Linked DNA regions of Homo sapiens: region 2 is linked to region 1. Evidence: chromatin contacts called from ENCODE Hi-C data. All regions are on one chromosome and are shown on one strand. The core of a region is the stretch at or near the end of the contact, and the rest is flanking DNA. Distances in the headings are between cores, read along the strand shown.

Evidence for each region. A loop is a pair of places that touch in the nucleus more often than their neighbours do. Pooled maps may share reads with other maps.
Region 2: a loop to region 1 is called in a map with no recorded cell type, with 9 times the contacts of the local background. The contact joins the promoter of PLEKHH3 here to the promoter of CDK12 in region 1. A Hi-C loop is called at or near these places in 2 of 37 single-sample maps with no recorded cell type and 7 of 50 pooled maps.

What each region holds. Positions count from the first base shown.
Region 1 is chr17:39,459,579-39,463,469 of GRCh38, forward strand. It overlaps CDK12 (cyclin dependent kinase 12), which reads left to right and starts at 1,908. Exons shown (of 14, transcript NM_016507.4): 1 at 1,908-3,539. The coding sequence starts at 2,494. RefSeq lists enhancers at 1,685-2,609, 1,970-2,019, 2,110-2,169, 2,335-3,534, 2,560-2,689.
Region 2 is chr17:42,674,896-42,678,786 of GRCh38, forward strand. PLEKHH3 (pleckstrin homology, MyTH4 and FERM domain containing H3) reads right to left here and starts at 2,099. Exons shown (of 13, transcript NM_024927.5): 1 at 1,507-2,099. The coding sequence starts at 1,668. RefSeq lists silencers at 600-759, 1,880-1,939, 2,030-2,279, 3,140-3,219, 3,570-3,659 and enhancers at 2,390-2,489, 2,510-2,559, 2,690-2,769, 2,750-3,251, 3,252-3,751.

The sequences.
Region 1 (3,891 bases), core at 658-3,157:
GCCCTCCATCTCTACAAAAAAATAAAAATAAAAATTAGCTGGGCTGGTGGCCTGTGGCTGTAGTCTCAGCTACTCAGGAGGCTGAGATGGGAGGATCACCTGAGCCCATGAGGGGAAGGCTACAGTGAGTTATGATTGTGCCACTGCACTCCAGCCTGGGCGACAGAGCGAGACCCTTCACACACACACACAAAATTAGGTTAAAAAAAAAAAATGTTTTGGATCGCCCTGTGAGCAAAAGGAACAAGAACATTTACAGAGAGTGATTTTTGAGAATTGAGACTACCTTAATTCAGAATGTTTTCTGGTCCTGAATTTACCAGCTGAACTTCTCCGTTTTGGACAAGCCCCTTCATTTCTCCATGCCTTAGTTTTCTCACTTATACAACCTATTTCAGAGGACTGTTGTGAAGATGGAATGACTTAAGGTAGGCGAAAGTTTTTTAAAAAGTAATAAATGAGGGGCCAGTGTAAGATAGTGTTATTTTCTTGTTAATTAATACTATGCTTTTCTTGTTCATATTATAATCTTTTGTATGAGGATGAAAGGCTAAATTATCCAATAACGGCCATGGGAGGATCTCAAGATGGGATGAGCTTTTAGGTTCTGAGATTTGAAGCAAAGATTGGTAAGGAGACAACACCATAGGATGGAAGAGCTTGTGTTTTAGTCTCAGAAAGACATGAATTTGAATGTTGACTGTGGCACTTGTTGGACCAAATTATTCAACTTCCCTGAGGCTGGGATTCCTTTTCTATAAAACAGGGATGAAAATCTCGTGTTTTGCAGGATAATTGTGAAAATTAGAGATAATGTATGTAAAATTCTTGGCAGGTAGCACACACCCTATATGTGGGAAGCACTGTTAAAACACTCAGGGACTTGGGTTGAAATGTCCCGACATTTGTCTTTTGCTCTGTAAAAAATAATCTCAACCGGGCGCGGTGGCTCAAGCCTGTAATCCCGCCACTTTGGGAGGACCAGACGGGCAGATTGCTTCATTCTAGGAGTTCAAGACCAAGGATCGCGGATTGCTTGAGTCTAGGAGTTCGAGACTAGCCTGGGCAACATGGCGAAACCCCATCACTACGAATAATAGAAACAAATTAGCACGGCGTGGTGGCGCGACTCTATAGTTCCAAGTACTCGGCAGGATGAGGTGGGAGGATTGCTTGAGCCCAGGAGGTGGAGGCTGCAGTGAGCCGAGATCGTGCCACTGCACTCCAGTCTGGGCAAAAGAGAGAGAACTTGTCTCAAACAAACAAAAAAATGGCCCGGCGCGGCGGTTCACGCCTGTAATCCTAGCACTTTGGGAGGCCGAGGCGGGAGGATCACTTGAGGTCAGGAGGTCGAGACCAGCCTGGCCAACATGGTGAAACCCTGTCTCTACTAAAAACAAAAAAGTTAGCCGGGCGTGGTGGCGGGCGCCTGTAATCCCAGCTACTCGGGAGGCTGAGGCAGGAGAATCGCTTGAACCCAGGAGGTGGAGGTTGCAGTGAGCCGAGATCGCGCCACTAACACTCCAGGATGGGCTACAGAGCGAGACTCCGTCTCAAAGGAAAACAAAAAACAAACAAAAAAAAGTCATCCTGGTAGTTAAAAGATTTGTTAAAAAGGATGTTGAAATTATTTTGTCACGGAGCCTGGGAGTGTTTGTTTAATCAGTTACCGATAAAGTTTTGGTTAAAAAAAAAAAACTCGGTTTGTTCCGTTTCAATAAAGCTTTGCTCAAACGGGGAGCTCCGGGAGCTCATCGCGAGACTCAGGTGAAACGCGTTTCTAGTTTGGGACCTGATCTCGCGTTGTTTGATAAGCAGGGGAATGAGGTGAAAGCGAAGCACGAAACATCGCGAGAGGCTACTGGACTCTCGCGACGATTTCTGGGATTGCCCCTCCCCCCTTCCCCAAGTGCCGTTTCGGTTTAATCTAGTGTGTGACTGGGTCTGTGTGAGGGAGAGAGTGTGTGTGGTGTGGAGGTGAAACGGAGGCAAGAAAGGGGGCTACCTCAGGAGCGAGGGACAAAGGGGGCGTGAGGCACCTAGGCCGCGGCACCCCGGCGACAGGAAGCCGTCCTGAACCGGGCTACCGGGTAGGGGAAGGGCCCGCGTAGTCCTCGCAGGGCCCCAGAGCTGGAGTCGGCTCCACAGCCCCGGGCCGTCGGCTTCTCACTTCCTGGACCTCCCCGGCGCCCGGGCCTGAGGACTGGCTCGGCGGAGGGAGAAGAGGAAACAGACTTGAGCAGCTCCCCGTTGTCTCGCAACTCCACTGCCGAGGAACTCTCATTTCTTCCCTCGCTCCTTCACCCCCCACCTCATGTAGAAGGGTGCTGAGGCGTCGGGAGGGAGGAGGAGCCTGGGCTACCGTCCCTGCCCTCCCCACCCCCTTCCCGGGGCGCTTTGGTGGGCGTGGAGTTGGGGTTGGGGGGGTGGGTGGGGGTTGCTTTTTGGAGTGCTGGGGAACTTTTTTCCCTTCTTCAGGTCAGGGGAAAGGGAATGCCCAATTCAGAGAGACATGGGGGCAAGAAGGACGGGAGTGGAGGAGCTTCTGGAACTTTGCAGCCGTCATCGGGAGGCGGCAGCTCTAACAGCAGAGAGCGTCACCGCTTGGTATCGAAGCACAAGCGGCATAAGTCCAAACACTCCAAAGACATGGGGTTGGTGACCCCCGAAGCAGCATCCCTGGGCACAGTTATCAAACCTTTGGTGGAGTATGATGATATCAGCTCTGATTCCGACACCTTCTCCGATGACATGGCCTTCAAACTAGACCGAAGGGAGAACGACGAACGTCGTGGATCAGATCGGAGCGACCGCCTGCACAAACATCGTCACCACCAGCACAGGCGTTCCCGGGACTTACTAAAAGCTAAACAGACCGAAAAAGAAAAAAGCCAAGAAGTCTCCAGCAAGTCGGGATCGATGAAGGACCGGATATCGGGAAGTTCAAAGCGTTCGAATGAGGAGACTGATGACTATGGGAAGGCGCAGGTAGCCAAAAGCAGCAGCAAGGAATCCAGGTCATCCAAGCTCCACAAGGAGAAGACCAGGAAAGAACGGGAGCTGAAGTCTGGGCACAAAGACCGGAGTAAAAGTCATCGAAAAAGGGAAACACCCAAAAGTTACAAAACAGTGGACAGCCCAAAACGGAGATCCAGGAGCCCCCACAGGAAGTGGTCTGACAGCTCCAAACAAGATGATAGCCCCTCGGGAGCTTCTTATGGCCAAGATTATGACCTTAGTCCCTCACGATCTCATACCTCGAGCAATTATGACTCCTACAAGAAAAGTCCTGGAAGTACCTCGAGAAGGCAGTCGGTCAGTCCCCCTTACAAGGAGCCTTCGGCCTACCAGTCCAGCACCCGGTCACCGAGCCCCTACAGTAGGCGACAGAGATCTGTCAGTCCCTATAGCAGGAGACGGTCGTCCAGCTACGAAAGAAGTGGCTCTTACAGCGGGCGATCGCCCAGTCCCTATGGTCGAAGGCGGTCCAGCAGCCCTTTCCTGAGCAAGCGGTCTCTGAGTCGGAGTCCACTCCCCAGGTGAGCTATTTGTCTAACAGTCCTTCCTCATTTAGGGTGGGTTGCGAGGAATTGGCATTCAGCGTGTTAACATTGTCTGGAAGCCCGCAGTGTTCATCATTGACTAGAACACTTTGCTGTTGGCTAGTCATTCCAGTGTGTGAATCTGTCTCCCCTTAACCCAGAATTCGAGAAGTGAAGAGTACATAGGCCTCAAACCGCCAAAGGTAGGTACTTCCAGTGGTGGGGTCTTCAGTTGTAAGCTTCTGAGTGAGAAACGTCAAAGGCTTCTGCTTAGTGAGTGGATGGAGTTGATACTAGTTCCCAGAGCATGTCTAGCTATTTCTGTTGCTTAGTTTTATATTTTTAAAAA
Region 2 (3,891 bases), core at 849-3,348, 3.2 Mb after region 1:
GGTAGGCACAGAGGTGAATGAAGGGCAGAGGGACCCTTTCAGTATAGGGCTTTCTCCAAAAGCGTCTTACATTCTCCCATAGACACTCCTGAGACTCAATGGTGAGCAGAGACCCTGCCCCTTTGCTGGGGCTTAGGAAGGGCGGGCCAGACTGAGGAATGGCACACCCTCTGGAGGCAGGTGTAGTTCAGGGTTTTGCCCTCCCCCTCCCCCTCCTCCTCCCTTCCCCCTGTCCTGGAACTTCAACTGTAGACTGGGGTCTGAGAGAGGCCACAAACCCAACCCGGAGGCCAGTCAGGCGGGAACCGTGCCATCCTCATATTGCTCCCAGACTGCTAGAGCCAAGAGGGGGAGGTGGGGGAGGGGGCCAGGGACACCTGTCCCCAGGCTCAGGGAAGGGGGGAGTTGAGGTGGAGCATGAGGGAGGCAATGGCCTGGTAAAGCCGACCCTGCCCAAGCTGGAAGCTTGGGGACGCCTGGGTCCTGCACCCTTCCTACGTGAACCTCCACCTATTTTCTGGAAGGTCTGAGTGGGGCTGTCAGCCACACCACATGTGGCAGGTACTGACCACCCTCTTAGGCTAACTCCCCTAATCGCAGTGCCCTGCTTCCCTCCCTCCCCCCTCCTCTATATTTATCCACCCTCCGCCTCCGCCAGGTGCTGGCGCCGGCCCCGGCGGCGCAGCCCGCCCCACCCGGGCACCGAGCCACTGGGCCTGCTGGGGACCCCTGCGCGGGGGATGGGAGCCTGACCCGGGCCACAGCACACGGGAGTCTGGCCGCCAGTGTGCAGGAGGGATGGGGGAGGAGACGTCAAGGGATGGAGGTCTCCCACACCAATCGTGCCTCCGTTTCCCCACGGGGAGATTCGACAAAACCAGGCAGCAGCCCAGTGTCCCTCACCATCCATCCCCTCAGGGGTTTCCCAGGAGCCTCACCCGGGAAAGCCGAGAGTTCTGTCCTGAGTGGCAGGGTAATGAGGAGGGGTCCTCAAAGAGCTCCCACCTCCCTCTCCTTGGGGTCCCCGCCACAGACCCCAATCCTGGGATGACTTCTCCCCCTCGTCCAGGTCTCCGCAGCGGGAGCTCTCGCATCTGGCCTCCGCACTTGCGAACTGGGAGCGGAGGGGGACCCAGGCGTTCGAGCCGCCCAGCCGGCCTCGCCACATTCCTCGGCGCTGGCGGAGGCGGAAGGAGACGGGATGGGACGCGGGCCCAGCGGGGAAGGGAGAGGCAGGGCCAGGTCGGGCCACGCGTGACGCCTCCCCTGCCTCAGGGCCCCCAGCAGGTGGATAGCGCCCAGCCTGCAGCGGGAGGCCCACAGGCACATCCCGAGTAGGGCTGCTGCTCCGAGAGCTCCCGGGGGCTTTGGCCCCCAGGCAAAAAACTCTCCCTCATCCCTAGTTCGCCAAGCGCGCAGCGTGTGGCTGGAGGCTGGAGCGGATCAGCGTGACGGCCGGTTACAGCGAGAGTGATTGAGACGAGGCTCCGAACCCCCGGGACTTACCCTCCCGCCGCCCGCTGGACTCGGGGTCCGCAGCTCAAAGGTTTCCTCGTCCTCGTCCTCGTCCCCGTCCCCGCTAAGCTCGCCGTCCCCGTAGTCCCGGTGCAGAAGAGTGAAGCCTCGACGGCAGCAGAGAAGCCACCATAGTCCCCCGGGGAGAGGCATCCGGGCGAGGAGCTGCGGATGGGGGCGCGGGCAGCCGCGGCCGAGCAGTAGGGGGTCGGAGGAACTGGCGGGGCTCCGACCCGAGCAGGGGAAAGATGAGGTGGGAGGAGCAGAAGGGAGAAGAGGACAGGGAGGAGGCAGTGTCCTGGGCTGGGGTGCAAGGGGACGCTAGCCAGACGCTGAGGGGGGCTCAGTGTCTGGGCCCCCGGAGGGGGGAGGGGGAAAAGCGTCCAGGGCCCCGGGAGAGGAGGGAGCAATGTCCGGAGCTGGGAAGTAGTGTCCGTTGGAGTGTCCAGCCCTGTGGGGGGCAGTGTCCGGTGCAGCGTCCGAGGTGGGCAGTTGTCCAAGCTCCAGGGAGGGTCGTGTCCGGTAGGGCGTCCGGTGGCCGGGGCCCGGGCCGCGCGCGCTGCGCTCCCTGCAGCCCCGGGACTGGCGCGCTGGGGGCGCGAGCACAGAGCTGGGACCCCGCCCCCCCGGCCCCCTCCCTCCCGGGGGGCCCCCCCTCTCTCTTCTTTCTCTCCTCCCTTCTTTACTAGGCAGGGTCCAGGTTTCGTCACAGTCTCCTCTGTCCAATCCCTGTGCCTGGCGCCGGGCGCGGCTACCAATCAGACGGCTGAAACCGCGTTGGGTTGCATCATGTGCCCCTGGCTTGGTGACAGCGGGGAGGGGCGGGGAAACAGGGAGGGAGGGGACGAGGCTATGTTAGCCACGCCCCAGTCTCTGAGGTCGGACGCGGGGTGCTAGTGACGTCACGGAAGCCCGCCTTCAGGCTCTTGTTTTAACTCTTGGCTCACCAACCAATTAAAAACCCTGTTGAGGAGTTTTGGCACAGGACAGAGGAAAACCCAACTGCCGCTCTCTGAACCCCTGTCTCGTCTCAGGGTCCCTGAGAAAGGGAAACGCCTTGGCTACTAAGAGGATGTCCAGACCTGCGAGGACACAGCTCTGGAGGTGGCCCTCCACGTCTGGGGAGAAGGAGTCCAGTTTCTCCAGTTTCTCGGTCTGATTCAGCTCTCCCCCACCCTTTTTTTTTTTTCTTCCAGACAGGGTCTCGCTGTCTTGCCCAGGCTGGGGTGCGGTGGAGCCATTATAGCTTACTACAGCCTCGAACTCCTCGGCTCAAGGGATCCTCCCACCTCAGCCTCTCCAGGAGCTGGGACTACAGGCGTACACCACCATGCCTGGCTAATTTTTTAAATTTATTTTTTGTAGAAATGGAGTCTCACTATGTTGCCCAGGCTGGTCTTTAACTCCTGGGCTCAAGCGATCCTCCCAGCTTGGCTTCCCAAAGTGCTGGGATTACAGGTATGAGCCACTGCACTCGGCCTCACCTCCTTTTCGAGGTGAAGGAGTTGAGGCAGGCACTCTGGGAAGGTGCAGACCTAGGCCGGAAATAAAATCGAATATAGAGCTCACAGCTCACCGAACTCAGCTGGGGAGACTGACTTGGATTCTAAGGAATTCTGTGGTCTCCGAATACAGTGGAGGCCTCTTAGGGCTAATATCCTGCGGCTCTGTATAGGAAGGGGTTAACTCAGGCGCTAGGCGGCCGGGGCGGGGCCGCGGCCTCCGCGGGCGCGCGCGCGCGTTGCTGACTCAGCGGCGATTCCAGAGATCTTGGATGGAGGGTTCCAGGTCGGTCCCCAGTGGCTGGCGTGTGGGACCCTTTGAGGATCGGCGCCGTCTCCGGGCCTTCCCTGGATCCTGGCCCCTAGAGGCCGTGGGGGACCCCTTTTCGCCGCTGCTGCGGGAGGCTCTGAGGACTGCTAGCCTGGGCAGGGCTGGGCTGGGCGGGGAGGGGCGGGGAAGGGCGGGACGGGCGGGGCCGTCAGGCCAGCACCTCCCTTGAGACCTCCTCGCCACGCCCCGCCCTTCTCGACCCTAGACTCCAGGCTGGAGCGGTGGGGACAGCTTTGCTGACCGATATTAAACCGCGAGAACTGTCGCACGTGAACACCATCCTGCCCGTTGTGATTGTGTAAAACAAAGACCAGGAATCAATGCGAGCGTGTCTAGGAGGCCATCTCGGCCGTGGCCTCTCTCCACATGAGAGTGGCCTGTACTGAGAGATTACCTAGGAATGGAGATACCACAACCATCTTCCAGGTCTGGATCCCAGGCCCTTGCCTGCAGAGAAGTTTTTTCCCATATCCAACCTCTCTCTTTCCGGCCAGCTCAGTGCATTTCCTCTGACCCAGTCCCCAGAGAAGATGGAGAACAGCA